Linked DNA regions of Homo sapiens: region 1 is linked to region 2. Evidence: chromatin loops called from intact Hi-C (ENCODE). Cell type or tissue: B cell. All regions are shown on one strand. Links, peaks and the distances in the headings refer to the core of each region. The heading gives the core; the rest is flanking DNA. Region 1 overlaps MAPKAPK2 (MAPK activated protein kinase 2). Region 2 overlaps PIGR (polymeric immunoglobulin receptor).

What was found. Hi-C counts contacts between places; a loop is a spot of excess contacts. Peaks named below come from ENCODE experiments on the same cell type or tissue, not always from the same donor. Only the 100,000 strongest peaks of a DNase experiment are listed, where the experiment ranks them.
Region 1: it touches region 2 in a loop (8-fold over the local background); 8 of 110 quality-filtered maps call a loop at or near these places.

Annotation. Positions count from the first base shown.
Region 1 is chr1:206,714,755-206,731,148 of GRCh38, reverse strand. MAPKAPK2 (MAPK activated protein kinase 2) reads right to left here. Exons shown (of 10, transcript NM_032960.4): 2 at 2,300-2,439; 3 at 2,050-2,114; 4 at 1,674-1,753; 5 at 1,051-1,177; 6 at 386-461; 7 at 1-11. Among named protein-coding and RNA genes, the nearest start is that of MAPKAPK2, 38 kb to the right of the region's middle. RefSeq lists an enhancer at 8,008-8,721. In B cell, for the core only: CTCF peaks have their summits at 4,433, 4,639 (motif pointing left) and 5,423 (motif pointing left); DNase peaks (open chromatin) are centred at 4,678 and 5,378.
Region 2 is chr1:206,929,578-206,941,671 of GRCh38, reverse strand. It overlaps PIGR (polymeric immunoglobulin receptor), which reads left to right. Exons shown (of 11, transcript NM_002644.4): 2 at 1,088-1,183; 3 at 2,209-2,553; 4 at 3,921-4,577; 5 at 5,854-6,186; 6 at 6,926-7,252; 7 at 8,506-8,686; 8 at 9,095-9,216; 9 at 9,870-10,001; 10 at 10,117-10,175; 11 at 11,259-12,094. The coding sequence starts at 1,141. The coding sequence ends at 11,354. Among named protein-coding and RNA genes, the nearest start is that of PIGR, 11 kb to the left of the region's middle. RefSeq lists enhancers at 10,641-11,210, 10,834-11,334, 11,261-11,550, 12,021-12,070. In B cell, for the core only: CTCF peaks have their summits at 6,017 (motif pointing left), 7,917, 8,118 (motif pointing right), 9,829 and 2 weaker places; DNase peaks (open chromatin) are centred at 6,001, 8,171, 10,071, 11,131 and 1 weaker place; H3K4me3 peaks cover 1,309 bases; H3K27ac peaks cover 3,621 bases.

The DNA of each region.
Region 1 (16,394 bases), core at 1,211-9,210, 210 kb after region 2:
ACCCACACAGCCTGCATCAACAGGAGGAAGGAAGTGGGAGACAGAACAGCTGTCACTTAGTGGCCCTGTACCAGGAACAGGATGAGAAACAGGCTCTTCTCCTTGTAAAGGTCACAGAGAAATCAGGGCTTATTGACACAGGCACAATATACAAAGTCAAGCCCGGGGCCCGGGAATCCAGCATAGCAAGTATCTAAGGCGCACACTTTCCAGCCCATGAGCTGGTTTACACCCGCCACTTAGCTATCGGAACTGAGAGAAGGGGCACGCAGGGGACTCCCCTGTACAAAGGGGAATGCTAACGTCTGCCTCTTCCTCTTGTCCTGGAGAAGTACAGGCCGCCCTGACTCCCTGCCCCACCCAGCCCCCTCCCCAGCACACTCACAGGATGTACATGATGACACCCAGGGACCACATGTCACAGGACTTGTCATACTTCTCTGGACCCAGCACTTCTGGAGCTGCAAATCAAAGGTCAACATGGGTGGGCCGGCCCTCAGAACCCTGTGATCCACTCAGTTTCTCTGTGAAAGATGCTCCCCATCCCAACCTTTCAGCCTATCATGAGGTGGCAGCAGTTGGGGCACAGAAGGAAGAGCCAAAGCCCAGCCCAGGGACTGGAACAGAACATCCTCCTCCATGAGGAACCTGGAACTAGGAGCTTAAGATTCTAAAAATCCTGAACTGCATGAGACTTTCAGGCCCATGCCGTTCATTTAATTTCACAGATGCTCTGAACATGCTTTGAAAGCTTCTTCCATGCCAATCAGCTGTGGCTCCAGAACAAGACCTGGGTCCAGACTCCATGGAGAATCTGATGGAAACCATGGCTCTTCTCAGAAAGATCCCAGCAGATCCTTTCCTACAATTTCTCAACTGTAGCTTCGCTCTGACAAGCCCTACTTCTCAGCAGGTCCCAGCAGAACCAGCACCAGAAGGGGCCATACAGACACAACTCTCCTAGGATTTGCGGCCCCCCAGATAGCCAAGAGGAGGGGCTGAGAAAAGTTCTGGGAAAAGCCTAGGTCCCTGGGCCCCCTGTGGACTTACCCACATAGTACGGTGTATAACAAGGAGTGGTCAAAGAGTTGTGGCTGGTGGTTTCCTTGGCAAAGCCAAAGTCAGTGAGTTTCAGGATGGCGTTGGGCCTTTTGGAGGTGTATAAGAGATTCTCAGGCTACAGAAAGAGAGACAGAAAAATAGCAACCCTGCTGGACCTGGGAGGGGCTATCAGAAACGAAAAGGATCCTGGTTCCTCCCTTCCTCTACTCATCCAGCAACCATTTGCCTATCCTGGGCACTGCCCACCACGAGGAGTGGCAGCTCTCTATGGGCAGGTGCCTGCCTCTGCAGGGTTTCCAGAGTGCCTGGAGATAACAGACTGACACACAGAACCCGCAGTAAACACCACAGGAACAGAGAAACCAAGAGTGTGACTGAGGGGTTCTGCCTGAGGAGAACCACAGGGCTGAGTGGGGCCAGAGAATGCTTCACTACTGGGTTTAGGGGTTTGCCCATGGGCAGAGAGGGCAAGGCCCTACAAGGCAGAGAATGGCATGCTCAGGAACCAGGCAGCAAGGACGCAGGGTGGCCTGGCAACCATCTCTGGGGTGGCCACAGCCCCTTTGTTGCCCCCCACAGCACTCGGGCTCAGGGTTATGAACAGCTGGCACCTTGACATCCCGATGGGCAATGTTGATTGAATGCAGATACTGGATGGCCTCACCGATGCTCTTCATGATTTCGGATGCTTCTGTAGAGGGGAGGGAAGAGTGAGTGGGAAAGAAAGTCACAAAGACACATCATTAGGCTTGAAAACCCAGTGCACCGGGTCCCACCTCTGTGCAGCCTGAGGCTCCCCACAGCCACCACCCACCCCAGAAACAAAGCCACCAGGAGCTTCCCTGGTCAGCTGAGGCACCCCTTGCAGCATGCTGGAGGGGGCAGCAGCCTCAGCACCCTTCCCCAAGAGCAGGCACTGCAAAGGCCCCCTTCAGACCCCCACTGCCCTGCCTGCCTGCACGTGCTCCCACAACAGACCCTTTCTACCTCTTTCTGTGAATGCCTGGTCTCCTCGATCCTGGATTCGGCTAAAGAGTTCTCCACCGTCCAAACTGAAATGAAGCCACAGTGAGATCCAGAGAACACAACAGCCCGCCGCCACTCTCCACTGCCCCCCAAAAAATCAAGTGTTTACATTCCAGGCTTCAGGCCCATCCCTGGGCTGTCCTCAGAGGGTAAGGTGCCTGAGTGAGGAGTGGGAACAGGCTGGGCCGGGACTAGAACAGTGGCTGCTTACCATTCCATGACAATCAGCAGGCACTTCCTCCCTGCGTACAGATTCTCGTACACATCCACGATCCGTACGATGTGCGGGCACTGGGAGGCCCGCCAGTGCAGCTCCACCTCCCTGCGGGCCTTGGGGCAGTCCTGAAGCATCTGCAGGCCAAACAGCTTTCTGAGTAACTGCGCTGTCACATGGGCCTGCTCTAAGCCCCTGGCCCACATGCCCTGACATCGCCACCGACATACCACAAACCCCCCACTCCTGCTGGCCCCCCCCACCAGCCCCCTTGGCACATTTCCTGAGGCCTCTGCAGTTCCTTATCTGCTCTATATGAAATCTCATGATGACTCTCTTGGGGCCTTGACAGCTACACTGAGATCAGCCCTCAGGCCATTCGGTCCAGCTTAGACCTGTCTCCAGCTTAGGCCATAAAGTCTACTGTGGAAGGCAGGCAGCACTCAGGTACTGGGAAGCAGGGGGTGAAGGGGCTTCGGGGAGAAAGGCAGACTGAGAAAAACCAATACAGTATTGGAAAGGGGGCTAGAGAGAAGAGAGACTCCAGAGTCCATAGGAAAAGGCCCCTCAGCAATTACTCAGACCCAGCACAACAAATCCAGAGCAATATTCTCTCTACCTCTGTAGTTGACTTCAACCTGGCAACAGATGGCCTTGGAAGTCAGCCGGATGCCAGTATGAATCCAGTTATTACTAGATTTCCAAGCTTGAGCAAGTTACTTAACTCGTCGAACCTCACTGATGCCCCTTCTTCTCCCTGGACCAATTGGCTAGGGGTATTAAAGGAGGCTGGCTTCTCACCAGCCTCAGGGGTTCAATCTTGACCTGTCTAAGCCAGTCTCATTAATTCCAGTCCCTTTGCTAGTGACTGGCTTGGGAACAAGCCTACAACTCAACTGGCCAAGAGCCTTGTAAGAAATCTGCTGCCGGGCACGGTGGCTCGTGCCTGTAATCCCAGCACTTTGGGAGGCCGAGGCAGGCAGATCACGAGGTCAGGAGATCAAGACCATCCTGGCTAACACGGTGAAACCCCGTCCCTACTAACAATACAAAAAAAATTAGCCAGGCATGGTGGCAGGCGACTGTAGCCCCAGCTACTCAGGAGGCTGAGGCAGGAGAATGGCGTGAACCCTGAGAGGTGGAGCTTGCAGCGAGCCGAGATCACGCCACTGCACTCCAGCCTGGGCAACAGAGCGAGACTCCATCTCAAAAAAAAAAGAAATCTGCTAAGAGGCTTCTTAAAGGGAGCACAAGAAATGTACATCATCTCTCCTGCATATGGCACCTGGGACCATGACAGTCACATTATTACCAGTAAGGGGGGCCTAAGAGGATAAACCAATGCACTGAGGAAGGCAACCAGGAGAAATGGCAATCACCTGGATCCTCGCTGCCATCACCAGGGATCCCTCAGTACTTCTTTTTGACAAGATAATAAACTCTTCTTACTGTTTAAGCTGCTTTTCATGAAATTGTCTATTGCTTGGAGCCAAAAGCATCCTGATCTACCCTTCCTTTGTAAAGTGGGGATGGATAATGGCTTCTGTTTCACAGATTTGTTGTGAGGATTAAATGAAATATTTCCACAAAGCACCTCACAGAGTATCTGACATGCACTCACTAATAGCTGTCATTTTTATCACCAATTGTCTAAGTGCAAGCGCAGGTGCCAAAATAATTAAGACAAGGACACTCACAGATTTAGCATCTTCATGGGAAGTCAAGATGAGCCCTACACAGTCCACACTCCAACTGCTTTGGACATTCAGAGGGCTGGGGTGTCCAAGAGACATGCTGGGAAGGAAATGGACAGGCAGAGGGAAGGCATGAAGGCAGAGGGAAACGTGGGAAGCAGGTGCTGACTGACCGAGATGGAGTGGAGCTGGGGTGATACAGCAGGGAGGCCTAAGAACCTGCTGGAAAGTGTCTGAAGCTTGCAAATAAGATCAGATGGCCATGATGGAGCCAGCTTGCAGAGGGAAGGGAAGGACAAATGAGCATTTCCAACAAGAATGCTGGCATACATTTATGCTATGGCCCATGATATGTTGGGTTTTTCCTAACTGTACATTTGCCATTTTACAGGATGGGGAAGCTGAGGCTCAGAGAAGTAGCATGCCCAAGGCTAAGTTTCTGAGAAAAGGCAGAGCCAAGGTTGGAATCCAGGCCTGGTAGACTCCAAAGACCAAGTCTTTCCACCACACCACCCAGCTTTTAGAGGAGGCTGGAAGCCAAGATTTCTCAGACTGACTTTGCAGAGGCAATTCCCCAAACAGGTGACTAGAAGGAATCAATGACTAGATAACTCGGTCTCTCCCATGGAGTAACAGGTGGCCGGAGCCAATAGTTGCAGGAGGCAAGGTTCCCAGGAGGTCACACTGCCACCTTGTGGCCATATGAGGACACCTCATGGGTCTTGAGTTCTGCCACTTTCAACTTCATTAGGGTTTGTTTGTTTCTGAGACAGGGTCTCGCTCTGTTGCCCAGGCTGGAGTGCAGTGGCACAATCTTGGCTCACTGTAACCTCCGCCTCCCGGGTTCAAACAATTCTCCCACTTCAGCCTCCTGAGTAGCTGGGATTACAGGTGTGAGCCACCACGTCTGGCTAATTTTTTGGTATTTTTAGTAGAGACCGGGTTTCGCCATGTTGGCCAGGCTGGTCTCGAACTCCTGGTCTCAAGTGATACCCCACCTTGGCCTCCCAATGTGCTGGGATTACAGGTGTGAGCCACCATGCCCAGCCTTCAACTTCATTCATTTGGATGTACCAGGAAAAAAGTTTACTTTCCCATGCTCTAAGGGGAGCAAGAGAAGGCACTGGCCAATTTCCTTTGTATATAATTCAATCCAGCAAGCATTTACTGAGCTCCTACTATGGGCCATGCATTGCACTGAATGTCAAAACCAAATAGAGCAGTCCTGATCTGGAAAAGCCTAGGCTAGTGGGGGGCAGAAGAAGATATGAGGGGAGACACAGAAAATCCTTAAAATCCAGTGAGATTACATGCTGTAAGAGTGCTAAATTCAAAGGGTTCAGGAGGAACAAGGTTTCCAGAGCAGCCAAGCAGAAAGAACCTCGATCGCCCCCTACAGGCACACAGGAACTGGAGCCCAGAGGAGAAGAATCAAAGTTGTCAGATTTACTCAGAAGCAATGCCTGGTTGTAGAGTTACAATCAGGGAAGACTTGGCCCAGTCTGAAATTTGTCAATTTCTTCTTGCACAGCCTCACAGAGAGGTCTACCTTTCAGAGCCTGTGCCACATGCATTTAGGAGCGATGATACCTGCCTAGCCTCCCCCTCATAGAAACATTATGAGCATCTAATGAAATAATACCTCTAAAAGTGCTTTATTATCAGAAAGGCATTCATCACTGTCAACCAGTACCATTAATGCCACAGTACAGGGGGGTTCCTCCGTCACCACTGAGTTGAGCTTGGAGCATGTGGATGTAACCAGCACAAGTTATCACCAAGATTGTAGGCTGGGTTTCTGTCTTCAGCCCAGTGACGACCACCAGGACATCTGCCAACCAGAGCTGTGCTAAGTGAGGATGCACCAAGATCCAAATCTAAATGCATGCTCCTTAGCACCCCCTGAATTCCAAGCGCTCACTGCAACTTCCGCACTTTCTGCCCTGAACACGTTAGGAGTGCGTGGCACAAGGCAAAGGAGAGTTTGTGCAAGAAGGGCTAGGTTCACATCACACTTCCAGACTTGCACAAACTCTCTACCCATTAGAGGAGACGGATGTAGCACAGTGAACCTAGGCTTTGCAATCGCATGCATTTTGAATCCCAGTTCTGCACTTCCTAGCTTGTGTCATGCAAGCCCACCTATCTTTCTGGAAAGGGTTTCCTCATCTGTAAAATTAGATTCAACTTCGTGAAATAATATCCTTGAAGGTGCTTCAGAAACTCTATATAGGGTAGTTTCCACTTTGAAAAAATTTACCATTTTGCATATTTATGCCTTATCTGCCCAACCTAACTGAGTTTCTAATGGGCAAGATCTAATTTGATTTCTGTTTACTCCCTCCCCTCTTCCTTCCCTCACCTAGTGGTTAGGAACTTCTGAGCTAACACCCCCTCATTCTGTTGCTTCTTCTCCCTACTAAACTCTCTCCCCCAGTGACTGAGGGTGAGCTGTCCTTTCCATCCTGAAATAAATTGGAAAAGGTAGTATTTTAAATTTCTTAGAGAAACTTAGCAAGAATTTCCCATGAAGACTGGTCATTGCACATCCTGCATTTGTATTCCAGAACTTAAATTAAATTTAACAAAAAAAAAAAAAAAAAGGACTGGTCATTGACATCCATCCAGGCACATGTTTATCAGAAATCCCTGACTGGATAAGAAAATCAACCCAAGCAATGAAAGCCCTTCAGATGGGCGAGGCAGGCTGGCTGACGTCCTGGGGGCACAGCCCTGAAGTGCCAAAGTGGCTCTGTGGACAAGTGTGGAGCGCAGAAGGCCTGGAGAGAGGAAACCAAGAATGTGCTAATCTGGAGTACAGGGCTAAGTAAAGAACAGCAGGGGAGGTGGCCTGCACTCCAAGCCAAAGAAGAGACAGGGAAGGAAAGCAGGACTCCTAGGGCACTGCCAGAGGCCACCAGCAGAGCGAGGCGGCAGGTCCACCCAGAAGCCAAGGCCCCTGCTCCTTGGGCATGGGCATGGCCATGGGCAGTGAAGGCCAACAGGCCCTGAACCATGCTCTGAGGACTGGAGACTAGAAGAAGGAAGGGTCTTCCCACTAAAAAGCCATAGATCATTAGTCAAAGAATGCCTGGAGGAATTGTGAAATATTTTAAGCCCAAACTAAGCCCCGGTCCAACATTGTGACTCACCTCAGCCCCACAGTTTGTGCCTGAAATTCTCTTACACGTAGAAAAGGTTAATGATTGCGTGTGCTCAGCTGCAACGCCACAGGCAAGGCCCCCTGCCAACTGTGGCAGGGGCAGGGGCCCAAGCCACAGAGCGCATTGCCTGGGAAGGAAGCTCTAGGACAGCGGCAGTGAGGGAGCTGCGGGAGCTGCCTAAATACAGTCCCATGCCTCTCTGTCTCTTCCAGCACCTGAGGGGAAGAAGGACAGGACCCCTCCCCCTATTCAAGGTATGCATGGTTCCCCTCATCTCCTCCTGCAAGTCTGCCATTGTGGAGCCACGTGGAAAGACTCAGGAGTGGTCAGCATTAGAAGCCTGGCTGAGCCAGAGGACAGGAAAGCAGCCGGCACCCAGGGCCTGATGTGCCACTCGTCAGCAAGGTGGACATGAAGACAAGACTGGGAAGGAGCAGGCCCCAGGCCCTCAGGAGGACCCCCTTCACAAGCGCCACTGCTCACTAGCTATGTGAACTGGGAAAAGTTTCCAACCCCTTTGTGCCTTGGTTCCCTTACCCATTAATAGGACAGTAATAGTCCCCACCTCATGGGCTTGCTATACAAGATGAGTTAATAGATGTGCATGATGTAAATAACTAAGAATAACGCTTGGCACGTAATAAGTACTGCATCCGTGTTTGCTATTATTATTCTGCTCCCCACTCCCCATGTGTTGGAGTCCCACTGGGGGGGGCAACTGGGATTCCATTACACCCATTTCAATGAAGGTGTTATTAATAGCTCTGGGCACTGGACAGACGGGGGACCCCAGGACACGGGGAGGAAAGCAGGCTGTGGCATCCCAGCCCTGTACACTCCCTCACTACACCACCTAAGCTGGGCGCATGTAATGAGAGAAGGAAGACATCCCTCCCCAAGACAGACTCTGATTCAGCGCCAAGAGCGATGCAAAAGGCTGATTCTGGCACCAAGTGTGTTGTGGGTGTGTGGTGCGGTATGTGTTGGCAAATAAGACCTCCTCTTCACTCCCAGGAGGCAGCTGGGGGTCGGGGGAAAGCCACGTGTGTCACACACTAACCCACCGTGCCTCCAGGCCAGGGCCACCCACTCTGGTTCCCGGACCACCGGCGCCTCTGCTGCACCACATGGAGGATGGCTGGCCCGGGTGCTCTGAGGGGTGTAAAGGAAAGAGGACTCGGGAGGGCAGCTGCTGCAGGTGAGCCTCAGCAACCTCTTAGCAAGGTGCTGGAGCAGGCTGCAGGCCGAGGGGGGCTGGCAGTGCTCTGTGCTAAATGGCTGCTAAGTACTGTTGGCCCTTGAACAACCCAGGTTTGAACTGCGTGGATCCATTTATACAGGGATTTTCTTCCACTTCTGCCAGCCCTGCAGCAGCAAGACCAACCCTTCCTCTTCCTCCTCCTCTTCCTCAGCCTACTCAAAGTGATTTTCTTAACGATGCTTATTTTCTTTAGCTTATTTTATTCAAGAATAAAGATATAATACACGCAACAGACAAAATATGTGTTAATCAACTATGTAATCAGTAAGGCTTCGGGTCAACAGTAGGCTATTATTTAATAGTAGTTCTAGGGGAATCAAAAGTTTTCTTTTGTTTCTTTGTTTTTTTTTGTTTTTGTTTTTGTTTTTGAGACAGAGTCTCGCCCTGTTGCCCAGGCTGGAGTGCAGTGGCACGATCTCCGCTCACTGCAAGCTCCGCTTCCCGGGTTCACGCCATTCTCCTGCCTCAGCTTCCCGAGTAGCTGGGACCATAGGTGCCCACCACCACGCCTGGCTAATTTTTTCTATTTTTAGTAGGGACGGGGTTTCACCGTGTTAGCCAGGATGGTCTCGATCTCCTGACCTCGTGATCCGCCCGCCTCGGCCTCCCAAAGTGCTGGGATTACAGGCATGAGCCACCGTGCCTGGCCTTTTTTTTTTTTTGAAATAGAGTTTCACTCTCATTACCCAGGCTGGAGTGCAATGGTGCGATCTCGGCTCACCGCAACCTCCACCTCCCGGGTTCAAGTGATTCTCCTGCCTCTGCCTCCCGAGTAGCTGGGATTACAGGCGTGTGCCACCATGCCCGGCTAATTTTGTATTTTTAGTAGAGACAGGGTTTCTCCATGTTGGTCACGCTGGTCTCAAACTCCTAATCTCAGGTGATCTGCCCAACTCAGATCAAAAGTTTTATGTGAATTGACTGCCCAACCTTTGCATTGTTCAAGGGTCCACTGTGCTTCAAATGGGTCATCTCACCCACTTCACCCCCACCCTGGGAGGAAACATCCTATTTTATAAATGAGAAAACTCACTGAGTCATTAGTTCACGACCTTTTGGCCAGTTGTCCCTGGCAGGGCTGGAGTTTGAACCCTGCTCTGGCTGCTCCTAAAGCCTCCTTTCCACCACCCCACAGTAAGGCAAAGAGTTCAAAATCTGCCCAAGACTGTCCACAACAGCAACAGCCAGAAATGGAGGCTGAAAATGCCTTAAAGTGCAAACCCTTTGATGTTAAAATTCTACTTTTAGAATTTCATCCTCAGGTATTAATCATAGACGTATCTTTAAGAAAATATACATCTCAAGAGTTATTTACCTTTACTAGAAATAGCTAACAAACTTATTAGTCTACTTTGCATTGCTATTAAGAAATACCTGAGACTGGGTAATCTGTAAAGAAAAGATATAACTGGCTTATAGTTCTGCAGCTGGTACAAGCTTGGCACTAGTATCTGCTTTTGGTGAGGCCTCAGGAAGCTTACAATCATGGTGGAAGGTGAAGGGGGAGCAGGGATGTCACATGGCAAGAGCAGGAGCAACAGGGGTGGGGTGCCACCCACTTTTAAACAACCAGATCTCCTAAGAACTCACTATCTTAAGAACAGCACCAAGCCATTCACGAGGGACCTACCCCCATGGCCCAAACACCTCCCACCAGGCCCCACCTCCCACACTGGGGATTACACTTCAACATGAGATTTGGGAGAAACAAACATCCAAACTATATCACAAACTTAAGGCCCAGAGATAAGTAACAGAGGTTGTTTTATGTAAAAGTGAGTTTAGCTACACAATCTACAGCCACTGAAATGGTGTTTCAGATGAATATTAAATGGGGAAATGTGGATTCCTGAGTGTCTACTAGATTCTCAGGTATCATCACTGTCATTGTCTAGAATACTATCCTATTTTTTCTTCTGCATCCCAAATCCCAATGTGTACTTTCTTTAAATTTCATTATCAAAACATGTCTGATGGTAACTGAAAGTTACAAACCCTTATGTACAGCATAAACTCAGTGCTCTATGGATATTTATTGGATCTGTATATAAAAAAAATAAAGGCATAGGGGCTGGCCATAGTGGCTCACATCTATAACCCCAGCACTTTGGGAGGCCAAGGGGGGCAGATTACTTGAAGTCAGAAGTTCATGACCAGCCTGGCCAACATGCTGAAAGCCTGTCTCTATCAAAAAATACAAAAAAATTAGCCAGGCATGGTGGCACGCACCTGTAAGCAATCCCAGCTACTTGGGAGGCTGAGGTGGGAAAATCACTTGAACCCAGGAAGCGGAGGTTGTAGTGAGCCTGCACTCCAGCCTGGGCAACAGAGTGAGACTCTGTCTCAAAAACAAAACAAAACAAAACAAAACAAAAACAATAAAGGCATTAAGACTCAATGAGTTGTTAATGGTAATGATCTCTGAAAGACAGAATCACAGATTTAATTTCCTTTATTATGTCTGTATTTTCTAGGTGATTTACAATTAGTATATGTTACTTTTTAAAGAGACAAGCTTAGCTCTCTAAATTTTAGTCAGAGGGCAGCCATCCACGTCTCAGGCCCTATGGCCATGGAGCATATCTCTGGGGCTTCCGGAAACTCTGCCAGGTGGAAGATCTGGAGCCAGAGAGGGACACAGGAGGAGACACATGAGCACTTGATCCCATCCTAACAGAATGGATCACTCAGTGAAACCCCGGAGTGCCTAGCATGTGCCACACACTGGTTTAGAGGATGCCAAGGGTATAATAGAGAACATGACAAATAAGCCCCGTGACCGCCACAGAACTTAACATTTTAGTGCAGGAGGTACACCAAAAACAAGCTCAAAGAAAATAGTTTTAATTATACACTGTGATTTGTGCTGCAAAGGAAAGAAATAAGATGCTGCCACAAAAGCAGCAATGGTTTAAGGGAGAATCCTTCTCATCTCTCAAAATTACAGACAGCTGCTTATAGGCTGGAGCAAGATGTCACACTTCTCAATTAGCCCAGCTTGGAAGCATAAGAGGTGGCAGATAGAGCAATCTTGGCTGAACTACTGACGTTCCTCTACATTGATTGGGGAAGAGAGTATGTCCTCCTTTCAGAGCCTCTGCAAAGCTCAATGAGGAGTGACGATGGTTCTCCCCTAGAACCATGATCTAAACATAAATCTAACAACAGGTTTTAAAAGCCTTAGAAGGTTGATGAGATAAAGATATCACACAGACCCTTCACGTGGGTGCACACATTCCCAAACATTTGGTTGGGAGGCAAAAGCAAGTCTCTATTTGTTATTAATGTTCATTAATATGATGGGGAAAAGTCCCTACCCAAAACAAAGCTAAAACTTACAACGGGGAATCCCAGTACCAAAAGCCTTAAAACAACCACGCGTCACTGCCCAGAAGATGGGGCCTGGCTCGACTGCGGGCCACTGTGCCTGTCGGCCCCCTCTCCAGAGCTGTCACAGGCAGTCACAAAAGCCTAGGGCTCAACAAAAAGTCAAGAGGCCTAAAAATCGCACTGTAGATGACAAATCTTTAAAATATTTCCAACACATGATGGATAAAAGGCTAACTTAACTCAGGCAAATCAATTGTTGAAGATCAACAACCTAATATAAAAATGGCCAAACGATAAGAACAGGCAGTTCAAAGCAAGAGAAACACAGATGGCTGAATGGAAGACACTCAGTGTAGCTCAAAGAGAAATGTTTATAAAAAAGATGATAATTTCACCAGACTGGCAAAAAAAAAATTTTAATGTTTGACCAAAATAAAACTCCCAGGTTTATGCAAAGATCTGGGGAGAAAAGGCACTCTCTTACACATTCAGTTGGTAGAGAAATAAACTAGTATTTTTGGGGAGGTATTTGGCCATGTCTATCAAAATTGTAAATGTTCAAACCTTGGACCCAGTAATTACCCAGCAAGAAACCATCCTACACATTATATTCATAAAGCATTTTAATGGCAAAAAAACTGGTAATAACCTAAATGCCTACCAATAAGAGGGTGGTCAGATAAATGAAATGACAGCAAATCCATACAATGGAAAACGTGCGGTGTCGTAGAAGAAAGAGGCAGCTCCCCATCCACGGCGACGGGGAGAGCAGGATGCTATTAAATGGGAAAGCAGATAAGGACCAAGATGATATAATACTTTGGCTTTATCTTTAACATCCTATTTTTTTTTTTTTTTTTTTTTTGAGATGGAGTCTTGCTCTGTCGCCCAGGCTGGAGCTGCAGTGGCATGATCTTGGCTCACTGCAAGCTCTGCCTCCCGGGTTCACGTCATTCTCCTGCCTCAGCCTCCCAAGTAGCTGGGACTACAGGCGCCCACCACCATGCCTGGCTAATTTTTTGTATTTTTTAGTAGAGACAGGGTTTCACCATGTTATTCAGGATGGGCTCGATCTCCTGACCTCGTGATCTGCCCGCCTCGGCCTCCCAAAGTGCTGGGATTACAGGCGTAAGCCACAGCGCCCGGGCAACATCCTAATTTTTTAAACAGAACTGCTTCCACCTTACTTAAGTAGCTTTTAAAGTATATTCATAAAGACAAGAAGCAAACACACCTAAAAGTTAATTAGTGGTTAATTATAAGTGGTAGTAATATGGATGACATTTTCTTCTTTTGCATATTTTTTAAATTTTCAAAAACAAAAAAGTACTGAACAGAATATATAGCATAATCCCATTTCTATAGTTTTGTTGTTATTGTTTTGTTTTTTAGGGAAGAGGGGAGAGGATATATGAAATTGTAGATGTTTAAGTTTTTTTCTGGAGGAATTTACCTCCCCTGCAAAAAAAAGGTAGCAGTGTTGACTACTGGGGAATAGGTACTAGAGAGAGGCGTGTATTTTTTTTTCTTTCTGTTTTATATCTCTATGTATTGTTTGAACCTTTACCATCTGAATGAAATTTTTTAAAAAAAATTAAGTAAAAGGGTTTGGGTTCTGAGGTGCAGTATGATTCAGGTCTTATATTTGAACCCCTGGCCTGAGACAGTGACAGAGATGTGCCCCAAATGTAGGCCAACCTTCCTGCTAGAGGCAGGAGAGCACAGATGAGAAATTTCACACTGGCCACAGGAGGAAGAGAGGCCTTGCATAACTCTAGGTCAGAGGCCACACTTGACCAGGCCTGGCATCTTCCCAGAGGATGTAACCCTAAGAATTGATAAGGAGCGAGCAGAGGCCCCAAAGCCCCAAACCACTGCTGCAAGCCACTTCTGACTTATATGGACATGAACACTGCACACAGCAGTGATGTCAACCACACAGGAGTCTTGGGTAGGAAACTGAAAGATGGGGACAGAGATATTTCTTCTGTTTCTTCCAGCAAATGGCACTGAAAGAGAAAGAGGAATTTTCATTTCAACCGCATCAATTATGTACCAGGTGCACTTTATATATAGCAAATATTGCTATATTTAAGCTTCCTAGCAGCCCTACAGAACAGGATCCATTGCTGACTCCATCGTACAGGTGCGGCAACCAAGGCCCAAGGAAGTATTAATAATTTGCCCAAGGCCACATGGCTAGTAGGTAATAAAGCCAGGACTCAGACCCAATTCAGATCTAACCTTTTATTCACAGCAAAGGAGGCTTTGACAAATAAACCCTGAGCTGGTAATATTAGTTTACCGCTGGCCTCTCTCGTCCCCTCCTAAGTGACTCGTCTTTGCTCTGTTCACAGGCCTGCCCTATTCGCATCAGGCCTGGGGCCAGAGCCCAGTAGAGAAGAGTCACAATAAACACTTACCAATTAAATGGGCAGACTGTACACCAGAACAAGATACAAGGCATCTTTCCCTAGGAGACCAGGCAGACAGTGGTAGGAAGGAAACACCCTAAATGTTCCAAGTTGGCTTTAAGCTAAAATCCAAGTGGCAAGAAGAGAAAGATCATGTTCTTAGTAGTATCTAGGTATCTAGTATCTACTTTAAAAAATCCACAGAGATGGACAAACTAGCAAGAGAAAGTAAGACGGAAGGAGGTCAGGAACACTGCGCCTCTGGCCTAAGCAGCCCCCATGCATACGACCCTGTGCGGCTGCCAAAGCAAATCTAAAATTTTACTTTGAAGCGACAAAAGCAATCTCACCTTCATCACCCCAGCTGAGCAGAATGAGACTCACAGCAACGTATACCTGAGTCCACAGATCTCACAGGGGGTGGAGGAGAGTTGACAGAGAATGTGGAGGAAGAGAAGGATCCTACAAATCAAGAGGGCGGCCCACACACACACATCCCCCACCCAGTACACAATTCCACACGCCTAAGACTGGAGACAACTGGGTGAGGAGAGAAGGAAAAAGAACCGGAAGATAGATGATTGTTATGGTGACACACAGCAGACTACATGGCCAGGGAGAAGACAGGAACCACTCTTTCCTACACAGTGAGAGAAATGGCCCAGACACAAGAGTGAGTTCAAGCCACCAACACAAACACAAGGTCACTGTGAGAGAGAAGTCGAGGTCATGCCTTCTGCTACGAGCAGGGCACCTGATAAATAAATTCTCACTCTACATTACCTCTCACACAGCTGAAGATACAAGGAAGGGAACTATTACCCTGAACTTACTTCTGGCCAGGAAGAAAAACCTAGTAAATTATGTTTAAAAAAAAAAAAAATACTTCAGCTAGCAAAAACAATAATAACAAGAACACCACATTGGGAGGAAGTAAGCTTGTCAATTCAGAGTTCAAAGGAGGGAAATTAAAAAAAAAAAAACTGAGACAAAAACAGTTGTTTAGCCTAGACTTCAAAAAAACCAATATTCAGGTCAGGCGCAGTGGATCACACTGAAATCCCAGCACTTTGGGAGGCTGAGGCAGGAGGATGGCTTGATGACTAAGAGGATACAAAAAGGAGAAGGAGGAGTTCAAGACCAGCCTGGGCAACACAGGGAGACCCCGTCTCTATGAATAATTTAAAAAATTAGCAGGGCATGGTGGCACTAGCCTGTGGCCCCAGCTACTCAGGAGGCTGAGGCAGGAAGATCACTGAGCCCAGGAGGTCAAGGCTGCAGTGAGCCAATGATCGTACCACTGCACTTCAGCCTGGGCAACAGAGTGAGACCCTATCTCAAAAAAAAAAAAAAAGAAAGAAAGAAAAAGAAAAAAAAAACCAATATTTAGATGTTGAGACCAAGGAGTATGATGGGCAGAGATCCCAAAAGGGAATGCATTTTGAAAGACAAGGTCCAAGTCTCTAAAAAGTGAATTCTGATCATCTAAAACACAATAATCGCTTAAAGAAGAAACCAGGAGGAGGCAGCCACAAATGTCAGGGAGAAGTGAAGAGCTGAGACAGTAAAGGATGTGTGCAAAGACACGAGCAACTGCCCATGAGCCAGGACAGGCCCGAAGGGAGTAGTCTGCGCTCACTAAACACAACAAGCAGAGCTTGTGAAAATGCTAGGAGCATGTCTTCAAGCTACATCCAAAGCCATAAGAAGAACCAGGGAGGAAGTGGCCCTGGGATGGGGACAGAGACTCTAACACACAAAATGACAGAGAATGGAGAATTTTCATCTCCAGTATTTCCCATCTTTTCTATGAAGGAGAATGCTCCACAGACTAGAACAAGCTAAACATTTACACACATGCTCTCTCTCAAGAGAAGCCTCAATTCTAAGCTAGACCATAAACCAACTTACAATCACCCAGAATTACATCCCAGGATGCAGAAGGAAAGTACAGGTTGATTCCAGAACCACTGCTGGCAGTGGTTCAGGAGCTGAGGGGAGAGGAGGTGGCAAAGATCTGCTTTCTGGCAGCACACATTCTCTCGAAACCTGGTACCCACAATGCTCCAGGCACTAGACCAAGCTCACAGGGCTTCAAGGTTCACAGTCTAGCCAAGAGGGAAAAAGAAGCAATATGTAAACAAAACTGTTAATAAACTATGATGACTAAGAGGATATAAAAAACTGGGGGGTTGGGACTTCTTTTTTTTTTTTTTTTTGTGACCGAGT
Region 2 (12,094 bases), core at 3,851-11,850:
GTCTCATCTTCGATTCTTCATCTTTGTCTGCCAGGCCTTACCAGGCAGGATTACAAAGACCCTAACACCTAAGCTTTTAACCCCAATTCCATAACCAAGTTGCTGGGAAAACGTAAGCCTATCATTCAGCATCTCAAGACCTCAATGTTTTATCCATAAAATGGTTGTGATTATACCCGTCTGTCTTATTTCAAGGGAACATATAAAGCTCAAATGAAATAATGTAAATGGTAGTGCTTTCATAAGCAACAGGGTCTCTACAAATAACACAAATAAGCATAAGGTAAAAGCATGCTCTTGTATTTGGGGTGCGATACAGTAGTGGAGAGGTTAAGCACATGGACTTTGCAGTCAGACAAAGGTGGGCCCAAATCTTCCCCGACCCCCATTCTGTGTACCCCCACACATTTAACCCCATGTGCCCTTGAGGAAAGTACTTAACCTTGAAGCCTTCATTTCCTCCCATGTGAATGTGGATAAGGATACTAACCTCACAGGGCTGATATCAAGTCTGTATGAGATAGTACACATAAATTATTCAACACAGTGCCTGAGACAGAATAAGGGAGCAATCAATGGGGTTAGGACCATCATCATTACATTTACAGCCTTAATAATCATGACACCTCCTCTGTGGGTCTCAGTTTCCTCATCTGAACACACTGTGAAATATGTCAGCCCGCTTCACCTCCCAGGAATGTAGGGAGGGCAGCTGAAACAGAGAGATGGGGGCCACGTATTGGTAGGAACCAATCACCCAGCAAGCCATTCCTGAGATCTTACGGTGTGCCTGGGACTGTGTCTCATGGGCAGGGAAACAGAGCAAATGACACAATATCTCTATCCCAAAGGAGCTTGCAGCTTAGTTGAGAAGACAAAAGCTACTTCTAGCTATTAAGGATATACAAGTGTTGAAGGATGATAAGACTTTGAATTGTTATGGAAAAAGTGGAGGCACTGATTCATTCAACAGGATTTATGTCAGTTGCTGGAGATACAAAGCCAAATAGATGTCACAGAAACTCTAAGGTCAACTAGTCTTGGAAGACAAGGGGCGCTTCATCTCCTTGTGATTATTGTTTTTCAGCATTGCACAGGAGAAGTCGGCCTGAGTGGTGCGGCGCTCGGGACCCACCAGCAATGCTGCTCTTCGTGCTCACCTGCCTGCTGGCGGTCTTCCCAGGTGTGTCTGCCAGGCCCCAACTCTCCAAGCTCCACCCCTTCAGCCTGCCCGACTCCAGGGTTCACCTCCCTGGGGACACTAAAATCAGACTCATCCCCAGGGATGTCCCTCTCAAAGTTGGCACTTCCTTGAGGAAGAGTCATACAGAGAAGACACTGAAAGGCCACATCTGTGAGCATTGGAAGTCAGGGACAGGAATGGCACTTCCTAATCTCAAGGCCAGGGGTCTGTGAAAGATCTTCTTTGAGAATAACAAAGACCTTAACTTCAACCAAGCATCTCTATGACCCGCTGTGAAATCTGAGGGAAGTCACTTATCCTTTCTGGCTCTCAATATTTTTATCTGGGGGAAAAAAAAGAAAAGAAAATCATCTACAAAGTGCTTTTAGAAATATAAGGAAATAACACATGGCAAGTGCAAACATGTAACACCTTACGAAAGTGGTGTTATTGTTTGAAAAAACAATGGATGGCTGGATGCTGGCTCACAGCTGTAATGCCAGCACTTTGGGAGGCCAAGGAGGGTGGATTGCTTGAGGTCAGTAGCTCAAGACCAGCCTGGCCAACATGGAGAAACCTTGTCTCTACTAAATAGAAACCAAAATTAGCTAGCATGCACCTGTAGTCCCAACTACTTGGGAGGCTGAGGCATGAGAATCGCTTGAACCTGGGAAGCGGAGGTTGCAGTGAGCCGAGATCGTGCCACTGCACACCAGCCTGGGCGACAGAGAGAGACTTTGTCTCAAAACAATAAAAATATATAAAATAAAAAACAAGGGTTATCATAAATTTGTCATTCCCTTGTCCTTGAAATGGTTATCATTAATGAATAACAATTCCAATTTAATCATGATTAAAACAGTCACTTTATTTAATCTCAGCAATTTTCCAGCTGTGATATATGATAAATTATCAACACAGGGCCTACGTGTCAGGTAGAAAACCACATCTACTCATAGTGGGTTATCTGGAACAGGCTTTACCTCCCAAGGGCCTCAGAAAGCCTCTCTCTTCTGTTCCCACAGCCATCTCCACGAAGAGTCCCATATTTGGTCCCGAGGAGGTGAATAGTGTGGAAGGTAACTCAGTGTCCATCACGTGCTACTACCCACCCACCTCTGTCAACCGGCACACCCGGAAGTACTGGTGCCGGCAGGGAGCTAGAGGTGGCTGCATAACCCTCATCTCCTCGGAGGGCTACGTCTCCAGCAAATATGCAGGCAGGGCTAACCTCACCAACTTCCCGGAGAACGGCACATTTGTGGTGAACATTGCCCAGCTGAGCCAGGATGACTCCGGGCGCTACAAGTGTGGCCTGGGCATCAATAGCCGAGGCCTGTCCTTTGATGTCAGCCTGGAGGTCAGCCAGGGTAAGGATCCAAGCTCCTTGGGCTTCTGGGGGAAAGTTAGAGGGAATTCTCTAAGGTGCATGGAGGGCTTGAGGAGGAACTTCCTGACAAGGATGTGTAGCCGGGTTGGGGGTCAGAAGGCACCCCTTTCCCCAGGCAAAGACTTCTTTAACAGGAGAAGGAGACAGATAGGGCCTACTTGGGGGTGATGAGTGAACCCTTCTAGGACTTGGTGGCCTATAACATTTTAGGCTTTCTGGAGACCCCAGCTTAGAAGGGTATCAGAAGGACAAGTTTTCTGGTGTTTGCTACAGGTAGAAAGGGAAATCTGACATCAGGCTAAGGAGATAGAAAAGGTAGGGAGAGATTTACAGGGATCCTTAAATTCCTATCATTAATGCACCTTTCCATCAAGGTTTGGGCCGCCAAAAGGCTTCTTGTAAAATGCATATTTTTTTTTTAACCTGGGAACCCTTAGTCTTTTGGTATTATCAGGGTAAATTAGATTATTAGATCTTGACCAAAGACCAAGATCCTGAAAGGATGGGTTGCTAACAAGCCTATTCTAGTTGGAGAAAGAGAAAAAAAGAAAAGCTCTTTCTGACAAGGGTTTAACAATGAGGCTGTTTTAGATAGTCAAGGGCAACTCAAAAGAGAGGTCTACGGAGAAAAGAAATTCAGGGGGACTCCCAAAGACATGTCTTGCTCCTTTGGAATATGCATACTATTGTCTGTGGACTAAATGAGGAGGTCATTTAGGTGGGGATCAAGATTCAAAACCACAGAATCTTTAGAGGTGAAGAGGGCTTAGAGTTCACCCTAACCGGACACTTAGAAGAACATGCTGATGACGGGTATGCAGCCTCTGATTAAGCACTTTAGCAGAAACTCACTGCTCCCTGAGACAGCCCATTTCACATTTAGACTCTTGTAATTTTTAGAAACTTCTATTGTATGCGTTGAAATCCATCACCCTGCATTTACATTCATTCTGTTCATTTCAGCACACATTAATTTGGCCACCTACTACCCAGAGGCATTGTGCTTGTCACAGCAGAGGGGTCAAACATGAGAAAAACATGTTCCAGCCTTCAAGGAACTTCCAGTCCATGGAGAACATAATTACCCATACACCAGATTGGATGTAATAAGTGATGCAGATGTATCAAGAAAGCACAGGGCAGGGAGAGATTAGTGTTAGCTTGGGAAAGGTTTCATGGAGAAGACCGCTGTCAAGCTGGGCCTTCCGACAGCATTCCTCTGGGAAGGAGGGCATTCCAGGTTATAAGTCCACCCACACCCTAACTAGGAATAGCAAATAGTCCTATGTTGCAAGAAAGTAGAATCGTAACTTGCCTGCCCCCTACCTTGCACCCCTCATCCTGCAGGTCCTGGGCTCCTAAATGACACTAAAGTCTACACAGTGGACCTGGGCAGAACGGTGACCATCAACTGCCCTTTCAAGACTGAGAATGCTCAAAAGAGGAAGTCCTTGTACAAGCAGATAGGCCTGTACCCTGTGCTGGTCATCGACTCCAGTGGTTATGTAAATCCCAACTATACAGGAAGAATACGCCTTGATATTCAGGGTACTGGCCAGTTACTGTTCAGCGTTGTCATCAACCAACTCAGGCTCAGCGATGCTGGGCAGTATCTCTGCCAGGCTGGGGATGATTCCAATAGTAATAAGAAGAATGCTGACCTCCAAGTGCTAAAGCCCGAGCCCGAGCTGGTTTATGAAGACCTGAGGGGCTCAGTGACCTTCCACTGTGCCCTGGGCCCTGAGGTGGCAAACGTGGCCAAATTTCTGTGCCGACAGAGCAGTGGGGAAAACTGTGACGTGGTCGTCAACACCCTGGGGAAGAGGGCCCCAGCCTTTGAGGGCAGGATCCTGCTCAACCCCCAGGACAAGGATGGCTCATTCAGTGTGGTGATCACAGGCCTGAGGAAGGAGGATGCAGGGCGCTACCTGTGTGGAGCCCATTCGGATGGTCAGCTGCAGGAAGGCTCGCCTATCCAGGCCTGGCAACTCTTCGTCAATGAGGGTAAGACCCTAGAGAGGGAGGGGGAGTAGGTGGGGCAGTCTCGCAGGTGAGAGCCAAGCTCAGCTCCCTCTGAGTGTATTCATCAATAGTCATCAATCAGCCAACAGCATCCACTCAATGACCAGCCCCGAACTGGAGGCTGCGTGGGCTGCTGCACAGGACAGCAAGAAAAAGCAACCTCTGCCTGATGGCAGCTCCTAATTACTCTTCTGTTATCAAAGTCATTTTGATGGCTGTCCCTGCTTAACAAGCAAGAGGTGAGTAAAGCTCTTGATTGAGGCAGGACTTATAGACTGTGTTTCAGGGCTGTGGCAGGCTCTGCAGGGGTCCTCTGTCCCCTCCCCTGGCCCCTGAACAAGATGGGTGCCTCATCCCTCACATTCAGATGGAAAAAGGATTGGCTTATCTTGGTCTCAATGCGTTCCCAGGAGTGCCCCAGCCTCTAAATGTTTCACTGTCACATTTCGTAGGGTTATTTGTGAATTTCAGCACCATCTGGCCCACTCAGCCCTACTCCAGTGAGCCATCAGCATGGTGAAAGAATTAAATCCCAGCTCCTTCTCATCCCAGAGCACCCTGCATAGAGTTGCCCTCGTGAGAAGCAGCAAACCAGTACTTGCAGTTCCAAGTATCTGTGCTTGTGACTTTTTTTTTTTAAAGGGGCTTATATTCTCTGCATGCCATGTCCACATCCAGCTCTGGGTTTTCACCAGAATCCCCTGCATCTTTGGTCACCTGCTTCTCTCTGGATCTCAGCTTTAGCTGCCTGGAGAATGGCTATCGTCTTTGAGATGCCCCTTGGGGCCCCAACAATTAAGCTCACCTTTGCTACATACTTTATAGTTTACATCATACCATCCTAAATATATTTTCTTGATTTGGGCATAATCCATTGGGCCACTTTTGTGGAATACACTTGTTAGTGTACTAAATAGACAAAAACCTACACAGAGGGAGACTTTGTAAGAAGCCAAAGAAGAGCTGATATCCTCTCCTTCAACTCCTTCCATTCTCTGCTCAGAATAAGATGGGGGAAAAGAACAACATGTGCAGGCTGATGGGGAGACTCCAAGCCCTTGGAGTCTGGCCCTGATGGCTCCAGCTGCAGGCTCTGTGACATTAGGAAAGCTCCTTTTCATTTTCTGAAGAGGGTAAGGTGATGCGTGTAAACTTCACTCCCCATCCTGGCTGAGACCCCGGGAAGAAGGCTTCTCAGGCCACGCAAGGCTCTTCCTGCGTGGCCATCCTCCCATCCCATCTCTGTCTGTGCTTCCAGAGTCCACGATTCCCCGCAGCCCCACTGTGGTGAAGGGGGTGGCAGGAGGCTCTGTGGCCGTGCTCTGCCCCTACAACCGTAAGGAAAGCAAAAGCATCAAGTACTGGTGTCTCTGGGAAGGGGCCCAGAATGGCCGCTGCCCCCTGCTGGTGGACAGCGAGGGGTGGGTTAAGGCCCAGTACGAGGGCCGCCTCTCCCTGCTGGAGGAGCCAGGCAACGGCACCTTCACTGTCATCCTCAACCAGCTCACCAGCCGGGACGCCGGCTTCTACTGGTGTCTGACCAACGGCGATACTCTCTGGAGGACCACCGTGGAGATCAAGATTATCGAAGGTAGGAGTTGACAGGGAGGGAGAAAGCTCTAAAACCTCTCCAGCCAGCAGCAGCATCCCCAACCACTCTTCCTCCTTTTTCACCCGCCTCCACCCTGATGGGCCAGACCTCAGGAGGGAGCCCACCTATCCAGAGGTCACATTTTCATGCCTATAACACGCACCTTACACTCTGAATTACCATACATGGTACCTCCTACTACCAAGAACATGGGCTTCTTTCGCAGTGTGCAGGCATCAGCTGAAGTCAAGGATTGCAGATACCTCTTTGTATTGAGTCTAGAAGAGAAGGAAGAGTGAGGAAAGCAAACTGAAGTCCATGTGTGAAGATCTATGGTCTATGGTAGACTCTGGATTGATCATGGTGCTCATCAATAATAATTATTACCTAGGCACACAATTACATTTCTTCTGTAGTCAGAATAACATACTTATTTCTAATGCTATCCAAAGAGGATATGTAGACTGAACATGGTGGTGCATGCCTGTAATCTCAGCACCTTGGGAGGCCAAGACAGGAAGATTGCTTGAGCCCAGGAGATGGAGGCTGCAGTGAGCTATGATCGCACCACTACCCTCCAGCCTGGGTGACAGAGAGAGACCTTGTCTCAAAAACAAAAACAAAAATATATATATATATGTATATGACATGTGGACAAAGATTCCCACCAGAGTCACTTCCCTGCAGCATCTCCAAGTACCAACTTCTGTGTTTATTTCTACCTCCCTCCCTCCTCCAGGAGAACCAAACCTCAAGGTACCAGGGAATGTCACGGCTGTGCTGGGAGAGACTCTCAAGGTCCCCTGTCACTTTCCATGCAAATTCTCCTCGTACGAGAAATACTGGTGCAAGTGGAATAACACGGGCTGCCAGGCCCTGCCCAGCCAAGACGAAGGCCCCAGCAAGGCCTTCGTGAACTGTGACGAGAACAGCCGGCTTGTCTCCCTGACCCTGAACCTGGTGACCAGGGCTGATGAGGGCTGGTACTGGTGTGGAGTGAAGCAGGGCCACTTCTATGGAGAGACTGCAGCCGTCTATGTGGCAGTTGAAGAGAGGAAGGCAGCGGGTGAGTCTCCAAGGACAGGGCCTGCACCCCTCAGACCCAGAGGCAGGACTTCCTGAAGGCCCCTGCCTGAGAGCTTCTCAATCAGTGCTGGCCCCTATGTTTGGCTGTAAGAGGCTGAAAGTGGAGAGTGGGAAGGGAGGGGACATTTAGGTCCTATATAGCCTCGTTGAGCCCTTCAAAAGGGACATCTCAAATAAACATACCAACTAAGTAAAAATAGTGGGTTTGCTATTTAACCTCGGCATTAAGACAACTCCCAGCTGAATGTGGTGGCTCACACCTGTAATCCCAGCACTTTGGGAGGCCGAGGTAGGCAGATCACTTGAGGCCAGGAGTTCAACACCAGCCTGGCTGACATGGAGAAAACTCGTCTCTACTAAAAATACAAAAATTAGCTGGGCATGGTGGTGTAATCCCAGCTATTTGGGTGGCTGAGGCATGAGAATTGCTTGAACCCAAGAGGCAGGGGTTGCAGTGAACTGAGATCGTGCCACCACACTCTAGCCTAGGCAACAGAGCTAGATTCCATTTCAAAAAAAAAAAAAAGACAAGTCCCATAGTTGCCACTTCAACCCAGATTGAAGTCTCTTCTATATCTGGAAATATTCTTCTCTGTATAGAAGAATAATATGCATACATCACTGTCATATGCAATATGTTCATCCCCCTTCCCCCTGCCAAAGCTCGCCCTCGAAAGAGGGCCAGATACCTTCATTTACAAGGTCTGATCAGGAAAATTAGGAAACATCTAGTAAATTTGCATTTCAAGTCCCCTTTTAAAATTTCACATGAAATGTTTTAGCCCTAATAAGGGTATTTGTAGTCCCTCAAGAAATCCTATTGGGTCTGGACCCTGCGGATGGGACTCACTGAGGGGCCCATCGCCAGGCTACCTCCAGGGGGCAGCACTATCATACCCAGCTGGGCAGTCAGGAAGCCTGGGGCAGCGTCTCAGAGCCTTGAAAATCTCCCGGGCATAAGTGATGGGTCAGCCTTTATGCACAGCTGGTCTATGACACGAAGCCTTGAAGGTCCCCACTATACTTTTGGTAGTAATGGGGCAGAGATCATCTGTGACAGCTGAAGAAGGCCATCACAGCTGTTTCTAATGTCATCCTGGGTCCTACCCCAACAGCCTTGAGATCGAACCCTGACCCTGTGATTCCTCATGAAGTCTCCCCCAGACTCCTTCACCTCGAGGAGTAAGAGCATAGAGAAAAATCACAACCCAGGCCCACTCTTCCCTGCTGCAGGGTCCCGCGATGTCAGCCTAGCGAAGGCAGACGCTGCTCCTGATGAGAAGGTGCTAGACTCTGGTTTTCGGGAGATTGAGAACAAAGCCATTCAGGATCCCAGGCTTTTTGCAGAGGAAAAGGCGGTGGCAGATACAAGAGATCAAGCCGATGGGAGCAGAGCATCTGTGGATTCCGGCAGGTAAGGAAGGATTCAAGGCTCCCCACTCGGAGAACACCCCAGAGCCGAGCACCTGAGGCTGGGCCACCAGGTCCAAGGAGGAAAGCCCATCTGTCTCTTGAGCACTGGGGCAGCCCTTACTACCTCTGCTTATATGTGGGAGGGTCCTATGGTACCCTCTGCCCTTCTCCCATGGCTGGGGAGGTGTTTACAATTCAGTTCAATCTTCCAGGCCTAGGATGCAACAAGGCCCAGTGCGTGCCTTTGCCAGTCTGGGAAGGCTTCTTAGAAGAACAGAGCTAGGGAGCTGCATCAGCAGGGTGGGGTGGATAAACCTGGGAGGAAAAAGGACTAAGCCAACCTTGCCAGCACATCGTCGGGCCCCCAGATCTCCCTTCCAGGGATGAACTAACTTAAGCCTTCTTCCAGCTCTGAGGAACAAGGTGGAAGCTCCAGAGCGCTGGTCTCCACCCTGGTGCCCCTGGGCCTGGTGCTGGCAGTGGGAGCCGTGGCTGTGGGGGTGGCCAGAGCCCGGCACAGGAAGAACGTCGGTGAGTCCCTGGGATACTCCCTGCCTCCCACCTCCAACCCGAGCCCTCAGTCCTGAATCATCCACCCATAGAGGAAGCTGCTGTGTCTCTTCTTTTTCATGAGCTAAAACAAAGGATCCCGAGAAAGCAGGATGGGGAAAGATAAACCCACACATACTCGAAACTGAAATTCAGAGCTGCTGTCCAAATACTAACACTGGAAAATCATCTCCAATTACCCAGGATCTAGGTTCAGAGACAGGGCTGCCAGGAAGAGGAGATTGGGTTTCAGGAGACCCTGGGCTTGGACTAATTGGATAACTAATGAGCTGTGTGACATTGAGCCATCCTTATGCCATGCCTCAGTTTCCTCATGGCTCAAGTCAAGGATGATAATCAGGACCTCACGGGGCTGATGTGAGGACCAAAGGAGATGCTGTGCATTGAAAGGTCCCAGAGTGACAAAGATCAGGGATTACCAAGTCCTGATTACCCAGGAAAAGGGACTGGGGAGGAGACTCGGATCATTTCCATCCCCCTGGGTCATAGTCAGAGCTGCACCACCTCAGCTGTCCTGCAGGGCTACAGTGGATCCGCCCAGAGAGAAGCAGCCCAGCCTGGCCTTCTAGGTCCCAGCCCCTGTCCTTACACCAACTCCTCTTCCTCCCGGACAGACCGAGTTTCAATCAGAAGCTACAGGACAGACATTAGCATGTCAGACTTCGAGAACTCCAGGGAATTTGGAGCCAATGACAACATGGGAGCCTCTTCGATCACTCAGGAGACATCCCTCGGAGGAAAAGAAGGTATGACCCTCACTCAAGGGAATGCTCAGCCCCTGGGGAGAGTAAGAATTGGTCTCACATCTGGGTTGGGAAAAGGAGGCTAGTAAGGGCTAACCTACCCTCTTTCTTCACACAGAGTTTGTTGCCACCACTGAGAGCACCACAGAGACCAAAGAACCCAAGAAGGCAAAAAGGGTGAGGAGGAAGAAGGAAGCCCCACTACATGACAAAGAAATGCAGCATGAGGGGATGCAGTTAGACTTCAGAAAGAACTACCTCAACATGGGGGCCGATCCCAGAATAGGGAGGATGATATAAATAGTCCTCAGGAGTCCTCAGGACTTTTTGAGGAAGAACTATATCTTACTGGTTGTGGGATGCTGATGTGGATAAGGCCCAGGAAGGAGGTGAGCTATATGATTAGGCTGTAAAACTGCAGGAGAGAGGCAGGCCAGGAGATGAGGAAAGCAGGTGCATAAAAGATGGGAAGCTACAATGCCAAATGCTGGTGATTAAATGGATGCTCTTCCTGGGTTGGGGGACCCAAGGACCTCAGGCCACACATCCTCCCTTGAGGGTTTGCTCAGGACCAGCTTTTTGCCTGGGCCTAGGAGACATTTGCTTGCGGTGGGCAGTTTGAGGCTAGAAGCCCCTGCTCACTTCTCTTGAAGCCCCACCAGAGGCAACTCCTGCCTTGGGTGCCATATACCATCCCCTCAATCTGCCCTAGGACTCAGGGGACCAAGAAAAATAACATCTCATGCCTTTAATCCCGAGGTGAGAGTTTTTGTTGTTGTTGTTGTTGTTTTTATCATATCTACTTTTTCTTGAAACATCTCTGGCATTTAGCAAAGTTAGAACGAGTTATTCCTGGGACAGCCTTCCCCTTTAACTTTGTGGTGCCAAAAAGCTACCTGTCTGGGCTGGTGGAGAAAGAAAAACATACACCACCGTGGTTGACCCCAGCCTAGGCCACCTTGCCCGTGGACTGTGTGGGCAGCTTCCGGGGACAGGCCCGGGCAACAGAGGCGGTTCCACTCCGTGTGTCAGAAGGAGGTAGTGAGACAGAAGAAGATATTTTTAGAGGCTGCAACTTTCCATTTCTCAAAATGCGTCCTTCTTGGTGAGCATGGGGGCTGGGATGAGAACAGTGGGCCCCAAAGGCTTGTGTTGCTTGGACCAAGATCACGAATTCAGGACATTAAGCACCTCCCCTCCCCTGACTCCACCCACTGAGCCAGTGCCCCCAACACTGATGCCTCTCCTCTTGCCCCTTAGTCATCCAAGGAGGAAGCCGAGATGGCCTACAAAGACTTCCTGCTCCAGTCCAGCACCGTGGCCGCCGAGGCCCAGGACGGCCCCCAGGAAGCCTAGACGGTGTCGCCGCCTGCTCCCTGCACCCATGACAATCACCTTCAGAATCATGTCGATCCTGGGGCCCTCAGCTCCTGGGGACCCCACTCCCTGCTCTAACACCTGCCTAGGTTTTTCCTACTGTCCTCAGAGGCGTGCTGGTCCCCTCCTCAGTGACATCAAAGCCTGGCCTAATTGTTCCTATTGGGGATGAGGGTGGCATGAGGAGGTCCCACTTGCAACTTCTTTCTGTTGAGAGAACCTCAGGTACGGAGAAGAATAGAGGTCCTCATGGGTCCCTTGAAGGAAGAGGGACCAGGGTGGGAGAGCTGATTGCAGAAAGGAGAGACGTGCAGCGCCCCTCTGCACCCTTATCATGGGATGTCAACAGAATTTTTCCCTCCACTCCATCCCTCCCTCCCGTCCTTCCCCTCTTCTTCTTTCCTTCCATCAAAAGATGTATTTGAATTCATACTAGAATTCAGGTGCTTTGCTAGATGCTGTGACAGGTATGCCACCAACACTGCTCACAGCCTTTCTGAGGACACCAGTGAAAGAAGCCACAGCTCTTCTTGGCGTATTTATACTCACTGAGTCTTAACTTTTCACCAGGGGTGCTCACCTCTGCCCCTATTGGGAGAGGTCATAAAATGTCTCGAGTCCTAAGGCCTTAGGGGTCATGTATGATGAGCATACACACAGGTAATTATAAACCCACATTCTTACCATTTCACACATAAGAAAATTGAGGTTTGGAAGAG